Linked DNA regions of Mus musculus: region 2 is linked to region 1. The links are chromatin loops, found by intact Hi-C in ENCODE. Cell type or tissue: left cerebral cortex. All regions are shown on one strand.

Region 1 (8,000 bases):
ACCAGTAGAAGAGATGAGGCAAAGTGGGCAAGGAAATAGAACACTGCCCAACCTGCCATGTGGGAGAGCGATCAGAATCCTATGATCCTTCAGCAATACACTGTCAGTCCAGGAGTAAAGGAGCAGGGCTGGGATTTGGGGTCTTGGCTTAACTCTGAAGTTGAGTAATGCCCCCCAGCTATAGCATGCTGCCTCTTTCTGCACGCTTGAAAGCTATCATGAACTAGCGACAACCAGTCATTAGTAAGGCTTGTAAGAACCTTCTGCAGGCAGAATAGCTCCTCGAGTCCCATTTCAGCAAGCATTACTGGGATCTTTCACAGGCACCCTTGAGTCACACTCGATAGGACTTGGGCTCCAGGCTTCATGGAAGATTTCATTTGCCAGTCCAGCATCTACATGAATGTGTGCTGCTTCTGAGTAACCCATCTGCAGATACAAATGACTGCTTCTGGGTAGGCAGTGGGTCTGCCTTAAGAAAGGACTCATGATTAGGACATGTGCACACTGTGTTTCTGTAATGAATGCATTTTTCTTAATTTCAAAGTAAAAAAAAAACCTACAAATGAAATAACTTCCTTAAAACAGTTCAATTCTAGAAATGCTTGCTTTTCTTAGCTCCCTTGAGATTCACTTGACAAAATGCTCGTCAGAAAGAACAAGGAGGTCCCACCCCTAGTTCCCTGCTTTAGAACTTACTACCCAGAGGAGAACCAGAATGGACAAGAGGACTCGAAGGTTGTGGTCCAGGCAGAATCTCCGTGGTGTATGTCTGTGGGAACCTTCATGATGTGTGTCTTTACAGCCTGTCTGTGTGTACTTTGGTGGTGTCTGTAATCTCTCCCTTATGTGGCAAGCATTCTTTCCCACTATACATCTCTGCAGCCTCCTAGGCCTTTTGAAAAATTCTTTCTACACTGTCCAGTGGCATCACACCAGAGTGTAGTGCACAAAGCATCACCCGCCATTTTAATGCAGGTTTTGGACGCTCCCAGAGTGAAGGTCTTCCTGAAGTAAGCAGCATTCACAGCTGGTTCATTTTATTTAAATACCAAGTGTATAGGCTCAACTATCTGCATAGAGTTCGTGTGGGGTTTAAACGTATCTTTCCCTTTCATCTTTGTCACTATTATGCCAGTACTTTGTATCCTACCAAGTATTACCATCACTCCATTAGTACCCTCATGACGTACAGGGGTAGGGATGGAGGCTGCAGTATCAAAGGGAGCTCACCTGGAGCATGACAATGGAATGTAGGCTCTGGAGTTCCTGAGATAGCCTGGAGCCTTCTGTGGTCTCTAGACAGTCATCCACACTCAAATTCTGGCCCCGCCCCTTCTGTTCCAACTCCTACACCTTTGGCAAGAAATACCTACACAGCTGGATTAGATTCACAGGATGTTTTTATTTTTTGTCTCATTAAAGTCTAGTTTCCTTCCAGCAGTCTGTGTTCTCTTCATATATGAGCCCAGCAATCATTTCAAAAGGAGGAGAGCATTTTAGAGAGTGTTTTAGGTAAAGGCTGCGAGAGGGAACTGGAATCAAGTTGTTTCAGCAGTACACAGCAAACACCCACATAAGTATCCCTCCTCCATACCCCAGCGTGTTCATTCTTTATGACTCCCCCTCTGAAACTCCTGAAACAGATTTGCAAACAGTGGTTGGGTTTGTGACCTGTAACATTTCGGATTACAGAGCTCTAAGTAACCAGTCAGTAAACACTGCGCCAGGTCAGGGAGCAAACAAGGCACACAGAAGCGATCCTCAAGGAGCTTGAATTTTGGAAGGGACGAGAGAGAGACACTCCATAAATATTTCCAAGTATGACATAATGTCATGCAGGAAGCAATCAAGTCTAGCTGTGATATGAGTTTGTGCCTTCCCACCCTTTCAACGACAATAGGTAATATATGGTGTCTTGCACTTTGCTTTTTACTCTTAAATAGGAGAACCTCATGCTTCTCCTATGTTTGTACAGAAATGTCTTAATTTTGCTATCTTTCTCCACTGCTCAGCTGCCAGGCCATGCTTTCAGTTGTTTCCTGTCTAGGAGGATGCTGCTGCTGATTATGTTTTAATTTTTGTCCGTTAGAATCACTGCTATAATAAACAAGCTATTGCAAAGGAGAATTATTTTCCAAGAGGCAGATTCAAGCTCACTATTTTTAAACTTAGGGAAATAATCTTGATTTTTAGTAAAGCAAGCAAAGGAAGAAAGAAACAAACAAACTCTATAAAACCCAACCTCCAAACAAGAATGGTTGATTACGGTGTTAACATGTCAACATTCCAATTACTCAGTGATTCTAATACTGTGGATAAATCTCTTATAACTCATGTAATGAATTATACAATGTAGATATGGAAAGTTATTAAAGAGAGTGTCACCAGTGGGATGCTTTTGAGGGATTGTGCTGAAGGTTGTTTTCTCTCTTGGTCCATTATTTTATACTTCAACTAAAGACATTAGTTAGAAAAAGGAAGGAAGGAAGGAAGGAAGGAAGGAAGGAAGGAAGGAAGGAAGGAAGGGAAGGAGGAAGGAAGGAAAGAAGGGAAGGAGAGAGGAAGGAAGGAAGGAATAAAGTGTGGCCACATCTTTTTTCCTGCCATCTTTCTGTCACAGCATGTGGCTCAGGAGCACCTGACTTCTTGAGTTTTCCTTTCTGTCCATCTGTAGGTGTCCATCATCTGCTGGTGTTCATTTGTTCCTAGGCTGCTTCAGTATCCTCTTAGATAACAATTTTATCTCCTTTGGTAGTAATACAGTAAAGTCAAACTAGAAGTACTTAGAGGAGCCTGGGCTTTCATGCACTTACATATTCCCATGTTTCGAAAGCCTACTTTATCACAAAGAGATACTCAATAATATTTGCTTAATTAAATTAAAGGTATAAGAAGAGGAGCCATTCACAAAGATTTCAGACTGTGCTAGCAGCACTTACACCATTTTCTTTGTATGTTGTATGCACATGGATGTCCATGTAGAGGCCAGGGCAAGATCTGGGTGACTTCCTCTATCACCCTGTGCCTTACTGCCTTGAGACAGGGTATCTCACTGAACTAGCTCACTGATTTGTCTAGGATGGGTATCCATATCCAATTCCTGGCTCTTGTTTCCAACCCCCAATGCTGGGAGTACACCCATGTGCAGACATGATTGGCTTTTGATATTATTGGCATTCAAACACGTCTTCTTCATGCTTACGCAAGTGCCCTTACACACTAAGCCATCTCTCTAGCCCCACCACTCCCTTTCTGACCATCTGTCTCAAACTCCTTGGTCTAGGAAGGGGAAGGTCTATCTATAAATGCTGTGGGTAGTGAGTGGCTGAGACCAGGACCCACAGTGACACATGACACACACTGGGATTCTTGAGCCTTGAACAATAAGGAGCTGCTTTTCAAAAATGTTAAGATCAATAGGACTAGAGAAAGACCTGGCATTTAAATGGCTGCATTTAAGTCACAGACTCAACTCTCCAGCAGGCTCTAGATAAAATTTAAAGCACATTTCTTCATTCTCAAATATCCTGTGGTAGTTCTAAAACTCAGCGATTCTCCAAAGAGTCCACCTATCCCCTTAGATATAACAGAAACAGACGGAAGGCAAAGGGCTAAAGCAGCTTATACTCTTCCCATCTTATCATGTGGGGAAAACAGCCACACCAGAGCATAAGAGCCAGTTTGCATCTAAGGTAGTTAGAAGCAAACTCACTCGGTTAAGATAACCCAGCCGACGCCAAGCCTCTTGGTTCTGTTCCTTCCACTGACTTGCCCTAATCTTACAAGTGAGCTCAGCCAACAGTTGTCCATGCCATTAGTGTGTCCAAATAAGACGCCAACTATGAGGACAGCCTTCTTTTCTATGTCTGTTACATTCTCATGCAAGAGGGAAGCAGACTACACCAACAGGGCCCAAGCTGTGATGGCTGTAACCCATTTATCCCAGTAAGCCTGCATAATCTTTTAATGGAGAAGGGTAATGTCAAGGATTACTTGAAACAAGGGATAATCCTAAATGACATGATTAGAAACCACGATTTTTTTTTTTTTTTTTTTTTTGAGTAGCTCAGCTTTCCAAATCTTAAAATCAGGCTGCTTTTCTTGTTGGCAGCAGGGGGCAGCAGATGAAAGTCAGTTCTGGGCCAGTTTCAAGGATGGAACATTCCAGATGGAAAACTCCTTAAAGTGAAATTTGAAAAAGCCAAGTGTTGATTCTGACTCTCCCCTGTATGTCTGCTTTAGAAAAGAAGGCTGTCGAAGGTACAACGGATTCTGCATTTACATAGGTCATGCTCTGTACTGTACATATTCTATAGTCGATTAAGTTGTGCCTGGTAAAATTACCATGAAGTCTCTAAAGCTAGGACTGTCATGGTGTTACCTCTCATGGTGCAGAGTGTATTTAAGATATAGGACGCCCCCTTTTAACATACACAAATGGCAGGCACGTGCTTAGCCAGAAACAGCCATTGGTTTGGAGAAACGATGTGTGGATATTAAGACTAGATTCTGTTTAAGGTCCTGTCCCTGCTTTCTCTGCCTCTCACAACTGAGCCTGCAGATGACCCTGAGACTGTGTGACATCTGCTCCCAAGCTGTCATCTCCACATGTCCCTCCTTCCTCTTCATCCTGTCCTGGTAGCTGGTACAGAACCATCTTGCAGTCCCTACTCATCTTTCCTGCTCCTCATGCGAGTACAACACCCGGGGGGTGGGGGGTGGGTGGAGGGTGGGTGGGGAGCGGGCTGACATACGGGCGTGAAGCTGTCATCTTCTTTAGAAGTCCCCATTTTGAAAGCAAGGTTTTGTTCTCCATATGCTCAGCGCAGGGAGCCCATCTGCTCTGTCTCTGGTTCTCAAATCGAGGTCCCAGGACAGGGAACACTGGCTTTTCTGGGGACCTTTGTGGTTGACAGCTGGATCTGACGTGATGGATGAGCCTAGGGCACCAGAGACTTTAAATGTTTGGGTGATTTTTGAGCTCACTCAAGATCAAAAACCTCTGGACTACGAAGTCACATGTAGTGCATGCATTCTCTAGTCTTTGCTGTGTGATACCAGCTGCCAGTCCAAGCTTCTTTGTTGGTAGTTTCTAACTTCCATCTTGAAGCTTCAAGTTCAGCACAACCCCAGCCCTGTAGTAGAGCTCTTCCTATGCACATGATAACTCCCTGGTTGCCAATGCTATCCTCCTAGAATGCTGCTATCATACACCTGGCTCTGGGAGGCCAGCCTCTGCCCACCTACTGAAACCCTGGGGCTGCACTGGTATCAACTGCACTGCAGTTTGTGGTGACCAGTGACTTGGATGCCGGCTTCCTGCTGACTCTATTGATGTCTAGGGCCTTTCCTGTCCTATGTGTTCTTCAGCTTATTTTTGTATAAACAAGTTATACTCATTCAAACATTTCAGAGTCTCAACTGAGTTATAGAATGGGGAGAGAGGAAATGTCATCATCTTGCACGGATGAGAATTTTGAAGAAGAAACTATTTATTGAAATCTCTGTAGATCTGCCTGCCTTCTTGCTGCTTGCCTCCCTTCTCCAGGAAGGGAGCTCTGTCTTGCCTTTAGTTCCAGGAACAGCCTTTGATAATACTTGAGAAAGGAATGAGTACAAAAACATGTGCAGAGAGACACAAAGGTTACTTTTCTCTAGCTTGTCTAGATTGTAAAATGTCCCTAAATGTGGCCAAGATGTCAGTTAACATCTATTTGTCCACAAGAGGTGACAGGGTTTCAGGCATCTCAGAGAATATTTGATCAACACTTTTCACTTTTCTCTAATCTTTTTCAGTTACACTTTTGTGTATATGAGGTGTGCCCATGAACGAAGAACACCCCTTGGGGCAGTTGGCATACATTCCCGTGTGAGTGCTAGTGCAGACAGGACATCAGGATGGGTGGCTTCCAAGCTTCTGGGGACTCTCCTGTCCCTGACTCCCATCGCACCCTAGAAGAGCTGGGATTGTAAATGCCTGTGCCACCATGTCTGCTCTTCCCACTGGAGACTTGAACATGGGGCCTCAAACAAGTATGGCAAGTGCTTTACCCACTAGGCCATTTCTCCAGCTCTTCATTAATGTTCTGGAGGTGGAAACTGAGGCCTGCAAATGTACAGTCAATGATAAAGGTTATTGAGTTGATTGGTGGTTGATATAGATCAGACAGCTCATATTTCCTGACTTTCAATATTTTCAGTGTGTGTATGTATGTGTGTGTTCATGTGTGTGTGTGCGTGTGTGTATGTGTGTGTGTGTGTTGTCTGCTTCCACCTCTCCAGCAATGGGATTACATTCACATTTTACTGCACCAGCTTTGTTATATGGTCTCTGAGGATTGAACTCAGACCCTCCTACTGGCAGAGCAAACACTTTATAGACCAAGTCACCTTCCAGTCCTGACAATCAGCTTTAGAAATAAGATAATATTTCCATAGAACACAATGGAAAAGAACGACATTTCCCAAATTATAAATTCTATAAAAAAAGACAAGATGCCTAAAGCTGTATGTTCTGATATACTTAAATTATTCTTGAGTCCTGTGTGTGTGTGTGTGTGTGTGTGTGTGTGTGCGTGTGTGTGTGTGTGTTTGAAGTTAGAGACATGTTAACAGTGAAGGTCTATGGTGGTGACATTGGCTGCTTTTTGTTTTGGATTGTGTGTGTCCATGAATTTCATACAGATCCCTATAAGTTTTCTGACTAGGAAGGAATTGGCTTAAAAGTCTGCTTTAATATTTTAAACACAGTGATACAGAATAATGTTTGATGCTGCCAGATTCTACTTTATGATGTTGAGGGATGGGAGTCAAGCATATGCAGTTAAGACATTATAAAAGCCATAGGGATAGTTTCCAGTATCATTTGATTAGATTCTCATATTCCAATTTGAAAAATGAAGGCGAAAGTTCCTTTAAAGTCATAACGTTTAAAAACCATGTTTTTGATGAAATTTATAAGAATAGACTTTTAAAAACTTAATCATGCCAGTGTGTCATGCCAGATACTTATTTGGGAATGAGCACTTAAAAGCTATTCTCAGCCACTTGAAGAGCATAATGCACTGCTAGTGACTATAGTCACTAAGGTGCACAATAGCTCTCTTAAGCCAATGCCTCTATCTAGATGAAATTTTGTAACTTTTGGCTACTATTTCCAACTCTCTGTAGGTCTTGCTAAGTAAGCATCAAATTCTTTTTGAGACAGGGTCTCATTAGCAGCCCTGGCTGGCCTGGGACTTACTCGTCAGATCTGGCTTTGATTCACAGGTGCTTGGATTAAAGATATGTGGTAAGAGTGAGTTTTAAAGGTTCCACATACAAGTGACAGCATGAAACATTGGTTTTTGTGTGCACGGTATATAATGTTTCCCGGTGGCAGACATTTATTACATACAATGTGTTGTTTCTAAGGCGACAGTGATGCAGGCCCATGAGTATTCTTCCTGTCAGCACACCCTGAGTCTCTTGTTCCAGGATATCTAATGCCACTCATAGAAATGACTGTGATCCCTTGCTGTGTGACCTGTGTGCACATGTACTGTCACCTATCCCATAGCTGATGCTGTTGATGCTGGCTCTTCAGAAAGCTTGCCCTAGATTAAGTGACTAGAGGTCAGGCAGCCAGGCACAATTCTCCTTTTATTGAGAACTCTAATTTCAATGCCAGCAAAAAATCCAGTATTAGAAAAGCAAGCGCTTCAAATGAGGTTTTTAACTGAAAGAGGAAACTACACTGATGTTTGAAACTAGGAACATCAGTAAAACAGTAATAGAAGCAATAAACTAATAAATTAACTCATTGTGGCTGGGTCTTATATAGCTCAGATTGCCCTGAAATTGACGTTAAATGTCTGACCCCCCTGCCTCCCTCCCTGAGTGCTGGAATTATAGACAGGAATCACCACACTGTGTTGGTATAGTGCTGGCAATGGAACCCAAGGCTGAATACAAGTCAGGAAGGCACTGTAACAGTTGAACCAAAGCCCCATGCCCAC
Region 2 (8,000 bases), 740 kb after region 1:
AAGATCAAAAATTCAGGTGACAGCAGATGCTGGCGAGGATGTGGAGAAAGAGGAACACTCCTCCATTGTTGGTGGGATTGCAGGCTTGTACAACCACTCTGGAAATCAGTCTGGCGGTTCCTCAGAAAACTGGACATAGTACTACCGGACGATCCAGCAATACCTCTCCTGGGCATATATCCAGAAGATGCCCCAACTGGTAAGAAGGACACATGCTCCACTATGTTCATAGCAGCCTTATTTATAATAGTCAGAAGCTGGAAAGAACCCAGATGCCCCTCAACAGAGGAATGGATACAGAAAATGTGGTACATCTACACAATGGAGTACTACTCAGCTATTAAAAAGAATGAATTTATGAATTTCCGAGCCAAATGGATGGACCTGGAGGGCATCATCCTGAGTGAGGTAACACATTCACAAAGGAACTCACACAATATGTACTCACTGATAAGTGGATATTAGCCCCAAACCTAGGATACCCAAGATATAAGATACAATTCGCTAAACACAAGAAACTCAAGAAGAATGAAGACTGAAGTGTGGACACTATGCCCCTCCTTAGAATTGGGAACAAAACACCCATGGAAGGAGTTACAGAGACAAACTTTGGATCTGAGATGAAAGGATGGACCATGTAGAGACTGCCATATCCAGGGATCCACCCCATAATCAGCATCCAAACGCTGACACCATTGCATACACTAGCAAGATTTTATCGAAAGGACCCAGATGTAGCTGTCTCTTGTGAGACTATACCGGGGCCTAGCAAACACAGAAGTGGATGCTCACAGTCAGCTAATGGAAGGATCACAGGGCTCCCAATGGAGGAGCTAGAGAAAGTACCCAAGGAGCTAAAGGGATCTGCAACCCTATAGGTGGAACAACATTATGAACTAACCAGTACCCCGGAGCTCTTGACTCTAGCTGCATATGTATCAAAAGATGGCCTAGTCGGCCATCACTGGAAAGAGAGGCCCATTGGACAAGCAAACTTTATATGCCCCAGTACAGGGGAACGCCAGGGCCAAATAGGGGGAGTGGGTGGGTAGGGGAGTGGGGGTGGGTGGGTATGGGGGACTTTTGGTATAGCATTAGAAATGTAAATGAGCTAAATACCTAATAAAAAATGGGAAAAAATGTGGTCACAGATGGGAATGAAATAGTTAACATCAAAACTGTAGGCTAACCCAAACAGGAGTGATGGTAGTGATGCTGGCAAGTTCACCAAACCAAGTTTGGAGTCAATATATACATAATGGGGATTATTCAACATGGGATGGCTTTTCAGAAAATATCATGAAAAATAAGGAATGTTCTTTAATTCCAGATCTTGAAAGAATCAATATAAAAGCATTAAAAACTTAGATATTTTGTTGATATGATTTTCAAATATGCTTAATGCAATTTTAGAACAAAAGTCTAAAACCTTACAATATTGCAATTCTGTTATAAGTTAGAAGGTGTGTGATTCTACACATGATATTGAGTATGGACAAGGGTGGCCCCCAGTAGACTGAATACAGCAGAAGTTCTAGCCAATTCCTCTTTCCTCAGACATTCTTCATACAGCATAGTCTTCAGGCATTTTAGCAGCATAAGGCACACAGCTTTGGGCAAACTCTGAACTAGAACACACATGGCACAGCTGCCACAGGGTCCACACAGGTGATCAACTACTCTGGATACTTCTGTGAGGGTGTTTTCAGACAAGATTAACATTAAACAGTGGGTTTTGAGAAAAGCAGATTTCCTTCCACAGTGTGTGTTGGCCTCATCTAGTCAGTTGAAGGCCAGAACATAATACAAAACCAACTTTCTAAACAGGAGGGAAATTCTTCCAGCAGGTCTAGAGTACAGCATACATCTTCATTGGTCTAGCCTGCCACCCACCTTAACTGTTTTGTCTTTAAAGTCTTTACACTCACAGTAGCAAATTCCTTCAGATAACCTTATAACTGTGCATGTATACATTCTCCTGGTTCTGTTCCTCTGATGGACCTCAACACAGCAAATATGCAGCTATCTGTCCTATCAGCTTATAGTAACTACGTAGACTCACATATACAATGACCTCAAAAATTCTTAAAACAAGATAAAAGTACAGAAACCAAATATAAAATCAGAAATAGGATATCTTATATCCTAGGTAGAATATAAGAGTAAAAGGCAGATGTTGCAGATGCTTTTATATTGTTCAAAATAACTGAGCTTAGTTGAACAGAATAAAATTCTTTAAAAATAAGTTTAAAAAACAAATCAAACTGCATGGCTCTGGAACTCCCAGTCACCACACTCCCTATGCCGACTTAAAAAGCACTTTTAATCCACCTATAATATAGACCACTTCCACAGAACAATGCCTTTCTGTTTATTAATTTCCGATTGGGACCCTTTGCTTGCCAAACTTCTTTTCAAACAAAGAGATGATACTACTGCCCAGAATAGTTTATTTTTAGGTCTCTGTCATTGAACCTGTTAACTGGGCCTTGCTCAGTCATATTAAGAACAACAAATATCCCTTTCTTTACTATAAATATAACATATACATGTGAATATTACACATATTCATTCAAGCATTTATTTCACACATGATATGTACCAGATATGCACTAAGCTAATTATTGAGTACAAAATCATGAACAGGACACAGGGAATTGCCATTTTAGTAGGGAGAACAGATAATTCACATGGGTATTATGATGGAAATAAATGGAGTGTTAAGAAAAAAGGGAGTATTTTTTTATGCTCAGGTGCAGAGACAAAAAGAAAATACAGTTAAATAGTGAAAGAGCATTTTGGAAAATATACCAACAATAGCTATGCAATACAAAAAACACAGAGCATTTAAAGTTGATAGGAAACCCATGTGACTGCATCTGGATAGTGAGTGAGAGCACCAAGAGTTAAGACAGACAGACAGACAGACTATAAGGGGCTTCATGATTGAACTTGGAAACAATATTGCCTTCTAAGGAAGTGAGGCTAGGCAAGATCAAAGCGTAATGAACAAGAATTACAATTTATAAGGGCGAATGAACACAGAACGGCATTTTCTGTGTGGCTAGTGTTCCTGTAATGTATAATTCCAGCATGACCGAAGGGCAGACAGAGAATGGTCAGCATATGATTGTAACTTACACTGAGACATAATCAATAACACAGAAGCCAGCCTGAAGAAATCATCTGTTAACAAGACAAAGGAGTTCCCTAAAGCTCATAAACCTCTCCAGCTACCACTCAAAGTACAGAAGGCCAGGGAAGAAAAAAAAATAAAGGGGTGTTACTGAGTTGAACTCTCAATTTTCTTCCCATCAGTGTGATTCAGCTAGGGCAGTTATGTTTACATCTGTTTTGTATTCTGGGCTTCCATTCTCGAGAAATTCTAAAATACTAAAAACTACCTTGGAAAGAAGGTTTTAAATATGCACATCACCAGTTATATACATATGCTATATAAAGAGTGTGTGTGTATGTGTGTGTGTGTGTGTGTGTGTGTGTGCTATATACATGGAGACAGAGTAAGCAGAGCATTTGATCGCCTTAGCAGGAATACTCACATAGAGGAAATGGATACATATATAACATTGAACTGGTGCAGGTTTTCATTATCATACCATGACAGATAGCATTTGCTTTTGCTTTTCTTTTTCCAGTTGCATTCATTCCTTTGTTTTTGCAGCAAACTTCTAAGGTTGTCTTTCCATGAGAGAATATATTGAAATTAAAAATTGTTTTTTGACAGTAATCATATGACTACATTAGTGTGTGCTATCTAGACTGGTGATCAGTCAGTTTGGTTAGTCTGTATCAAGTATGTATAAACTATTGGCCAAAACTTAATTCAATTTTATGCTGAGGATGTATAAAATTACGTGAATTTAAAACTAAGGATCTGGGCCCTAATGTGTATTATAGAACTGCCACATTAAGACTTCCTTACAGTAACTAGCCAATCTTCCCTGTAATTTCTGAGGCTTGTGTAATTTCTGAAACTACACCTAAAGAAACCAGAAAATCTCACACACTTGAAACCAGCCACAGTGGGAACCCATTTGCTAGTACTATAATACAGTAGAAAAATAGTTTTATAAGATTTCATAGAAAAAAGTACAGCACCTTAAAGAGAGAGGTAGGGTATTATGTAAGACTTGCAAGGTCCATTTCTTAATAGAGTACAGAATTTTAGGTTTAAACATCAACGTTCATCATATACAGCACTGTCTTAGTCAGGGTTTCTATTCCTGCACAAACATCATGACCAAGAAGCAGTTGCGGGGGGAAGGGTTTATTCGGCTTACACTTCCATACTGCTGTTCATCACCAAGGAAGTCAGGACTGGAACTCAAGCAGGTCAGAAAGCAGGAGCTGATGCAGAGGCCATGGAGGGATGTTCCTTACTGGCTTGCTTCCCCTAGCTTGCTCAGCCTGCTCTCTTATAGAACCCAAGACTACCAGCCCAGAGATGGTCCCACCCACAAGGGGCCTTTCCCCCTTGATCACTAACTGAGAAAATGCCTTACAGCTGGATCACATGGAGGCATCTCCCCAACTGATGCTCTTTCTCTGTGATAACTCCAGCTTGTGTCAAGTTGACACACAAAACCAGCCAGTACAAGCACCTTGGAGTTTGAGTGACAAGAGAAGCATGCGTAACTGTGATTTGCTCAAAACATAGCTAGGACTCCTAGGCTAAAGTTATTCCCATTGTGATAAGTATCTAGTTCATCGTAAAAATCTTTCAAACTCTTAAATATTTTGGAAACATTTAAATGCCATATTCTCATTTTTTATAATAGCATAAACTTTAAAGTTTTATTTCTTTATAAATAAGATATATTTACACTCCTATAGAATTTTTCCAGCTCTTATGAACAAGTAGGCAATTCCAGCCCAAATCTTTTTATAACAAAAGTCATTATGACTATCTGCTTAATATCTTAAGGTTACTCCAACCACTAACAGTGATAGTCACATTTGCATAGTGACCTACAAAACTCTACACCCTACTGTTCCTACCATACCTTATCCCTCCATTCCTCATGTGTATCAAATGCTTCTTCTTATTCTAGTTCCTCTGTCCTGGTGTTTCTTCTGCATTTTCCCTTAGGTAAAATGGATGACTAATGCCTCATCTCCTGTATGGCCTTGACTTGAATATCATCTCAATGAGACCTTCTATAATTCTCCTATTGAGATGACTACACCAGTCCTTCTGCACTTTCAACACTTTTGCCCTTGATTTAGTTAATTTGCTATAGGATGTATCACCAATATACTACATAATTTGCTTATATTTGTTGCTTATTATGTCTCCCTCAAGAATATAAGCTGCATGAAGGCAGGAATATTGATGAGTCTTTTTCATTATTATGTCATTAACATTTCAAATAGTACCTAATGCCAAACAAATATTTGCTGAATGAATAGACTGATGCAGTTCACAGTTTGAAACTGTGTCTACAGAAAATCAAAGGTCATATCTAAAGGAGTGTTAATCCTCTCCCTGTTTTTCTGGCTCTTTCAGTGGGTTCCATTGAAAATAGCAATATATAAAACAACTAGTGTATTTTTAATTCCTGACATTTTCTTTTGGTGCTTCCAACAATAAAATTCAAAAATTACTATTTGGTAACTAAAAGATGATCAATTATTCTGATTCTAGAGACATGTATAATTTGAATTTAAAATGCTCACCAAAGCAATCTAGAATGTCCTGACAACGAACTCTATTTATCATCTTACTATTCATGTCTCTTATTAAAAGCATCGCATGTTCCCTGTTATAGTATTCTAAAACACTGCCACAAAATATAAACATAAGAATCTACTATGTGGGAATTTATATGTGTGTATATGTTTATGAACAATCACACTCAAGTTTATTTTAAAAAGTACACTAACCTAACCTAATTCATATCAATAGTGAACATATCTTTCAACTTCTCTCAACAATTATGGTAGAGGTATTTTGAGGTACTTTCATTTTTTTCTAATCCTTTGTATAAACAAATAAAAACATGGAAGAGATACTGGCTGAGCCTGAAACTTTAGGTGGTCACTTCATACAGTCAAGTACTGTACATCTCCAAGAGTACCATAAATATCATACAAGGATTATGTTGTAAAAGGCTACAGAGAGTCACTTCATATGGCCAAGCACTGTACATCTTCAGAAATGCTGTACACTGTGCCTCTCCAGGAGTGTTATATATATTATCTATAAGTCATGATATAAATATTCCAATGTAATGACCCCTTTCCTTGAAGCTATGCATATTCTGGATCTGTTCAGAGTTATTTAGCCTTGATTAAAACAAAATTCAGTGAATATTACTATAGGGAAAAACAAAAACGAAAAAATGTCCCTAAAATTTCAAAAATCCCAAGGTAACCAATGATTGACAAAAGATCAATAGATTATGAACTTATTTTCATGAAAATAATATCTTCAAAATGTTTGCCACTCACTAGAAGATAGAGACAATGTTAAAGACAGTTGTCTTGAAATAAGTCATAGATCCCTACCACTGAATATAGACTTTGTTGCTGTGTGAGGTGATTTTGGACATGAACACAGTTTGATACTATAGTGATCTTATAGCACCCTCAAGTGGATTAAACTAACAAAATTTCCTTTCCTGAAACTGTTAGAATCCATTCAAAAGGACTGTTGGGATGAAGCTGTGTCAACCTTTTCTCATGGCTTATAGTTGGAGGTACTCTGCTAATAGTGGCAATAAGTGTTTGAGGCTGATAATGAACAAAGTGACTAAATAATTTTTTTTCCTTAGTATTTCTCACTCTTCCTTGAGTCACTCCAGGGTAACTTTGAATTGAGTGTCAGATACTACACAACAACCTATATGGCAGCAAACAAAACTCTCAACTCTTGTACCCTATTCTTGACAATGAAGTCAAATGACCCACTATTGGGAGAAAGATTCAGACATATCTTTGAACATTTACATATAATGAAGCAGGGAAACAGAATAAGATACACACACTTATTCATATATACTATATAAAATGAAGAACTGCCTCACATGATAAACAACTATGACAGGTTAAAGGGATTGAACAACCTATAATATGAAATCTACAAGCTCTAGACCCAGGAAAGCTAGTCAGAGTCCACAGGCTAGAGAATATGCAGTCATTGATTTAAATTCTACTCTGAGGGGAGAAGAAGATAAAATTAGATGTCCCAGTTCAAGCATTGAAGCAAGGAAAAACACAAATTCCTTTTTTCTCTGCCTTGTTTCCTTTTCAAGCTCTCAAAAGATTAGATGACACCATCATAGTAGCCTATGGGACAATTTCATTGCCCTTAAAAATATATATATATTCTATAGTTTGTCTATTCTTCCTTCCACAGAAGTCCTGATAACCAAAGAACTTTACTGTCTCTGTAGTTTTTCTTTTTTGAGATTAACATCAGTTGGGATAATTCAGTATGTAGCCTTTTCAAATTTGCTTCTTTCACTCCTTCATACGTATTTAAGTTTCCTCAGGTTGTTTTTATCATTTGGTTATTAATTTCTCCTTAATGCCGGTGGAACAGTAATAGCCCAGGGTTACAAAGGAAAGGCCAAGTAAGCTTCAACCCTCAGATACCTCAAATATGAGGAAAGCAGGATTTGGCTATCTCACCCTCCCAACCTAGCACCATAAAGCCAGCTCCCCCAGTATCAACCCTAGTAAGAATTTATTACCCTGACAGTTATCAGGCCTCATTCCTTGTTTGACCTTGTGCATGGGCGCACATGCACACACACACATACACACACACACACACACACACACACACACACACACACCCTACAGTCCCTCAGTATGTAGATGAAGCATCTTCCAACAGCCCTGCCATAGTCAATGATACACAGTTCACACAAATCTTACCCCAAAGACCCTGGTCACCTCCCTGGAAGCATAAATACCCTACCCACAATAAACCCAACTCAGTGTCATTGCCAACACACTCATAGCCTGCCAAGATC

The links. A loop is a pair of places that touch in the nucleus more often than their neighbours do. Peaks named below come from ENCODE experiments on the same cell type or tissue, not always from the same donor. Only the 100,000 strongest peaks of a DNase experiment are listed, where the experiment ranks them.
Region 2: it touches region 1 in a loop (5-fold over the local background); 11 of 42 quality-filtered maps call a loop at or near these places.

The regions. Positions count from the first base shown.
Region 1 is chr3:33,040,047-33,048,046 of GRCm38, forward strand. The region is part of intron 3 of Pex5l (peroxisomal biogenesis factor 5-like); the gene reads right to left. The region is part of intron 2 of 4930419G24Rik (RIKEN cDNA 4930419G24 gene); the gene reads left to right. Among named protein-coding and RNA genes, the nearest start is that of 4930419G24Rik, 19 kb to the left of the region's middle. In left cerebral cortex, a CTCF peak has its summit at 4,116 (motif pointing right); DNase peaks (open chromatin) are centred at 1,557, 3,781, 4,155 and 4,885; H3K27ac peaks cover 27 bases.
Region 2 is chr3:33,784,577-33,792,576 of GRCm38, forward strand. No RefSeq gene overlaps it. Among named protein-coding and RNA genes, the nearest start is that of Ttc14, 12 kb to the right of the region's middle. In left cerebral cortex, a CTCF peak has its summit at 6,610; DNase peaks (open chromatin) are centred at 3,314 and 6,618.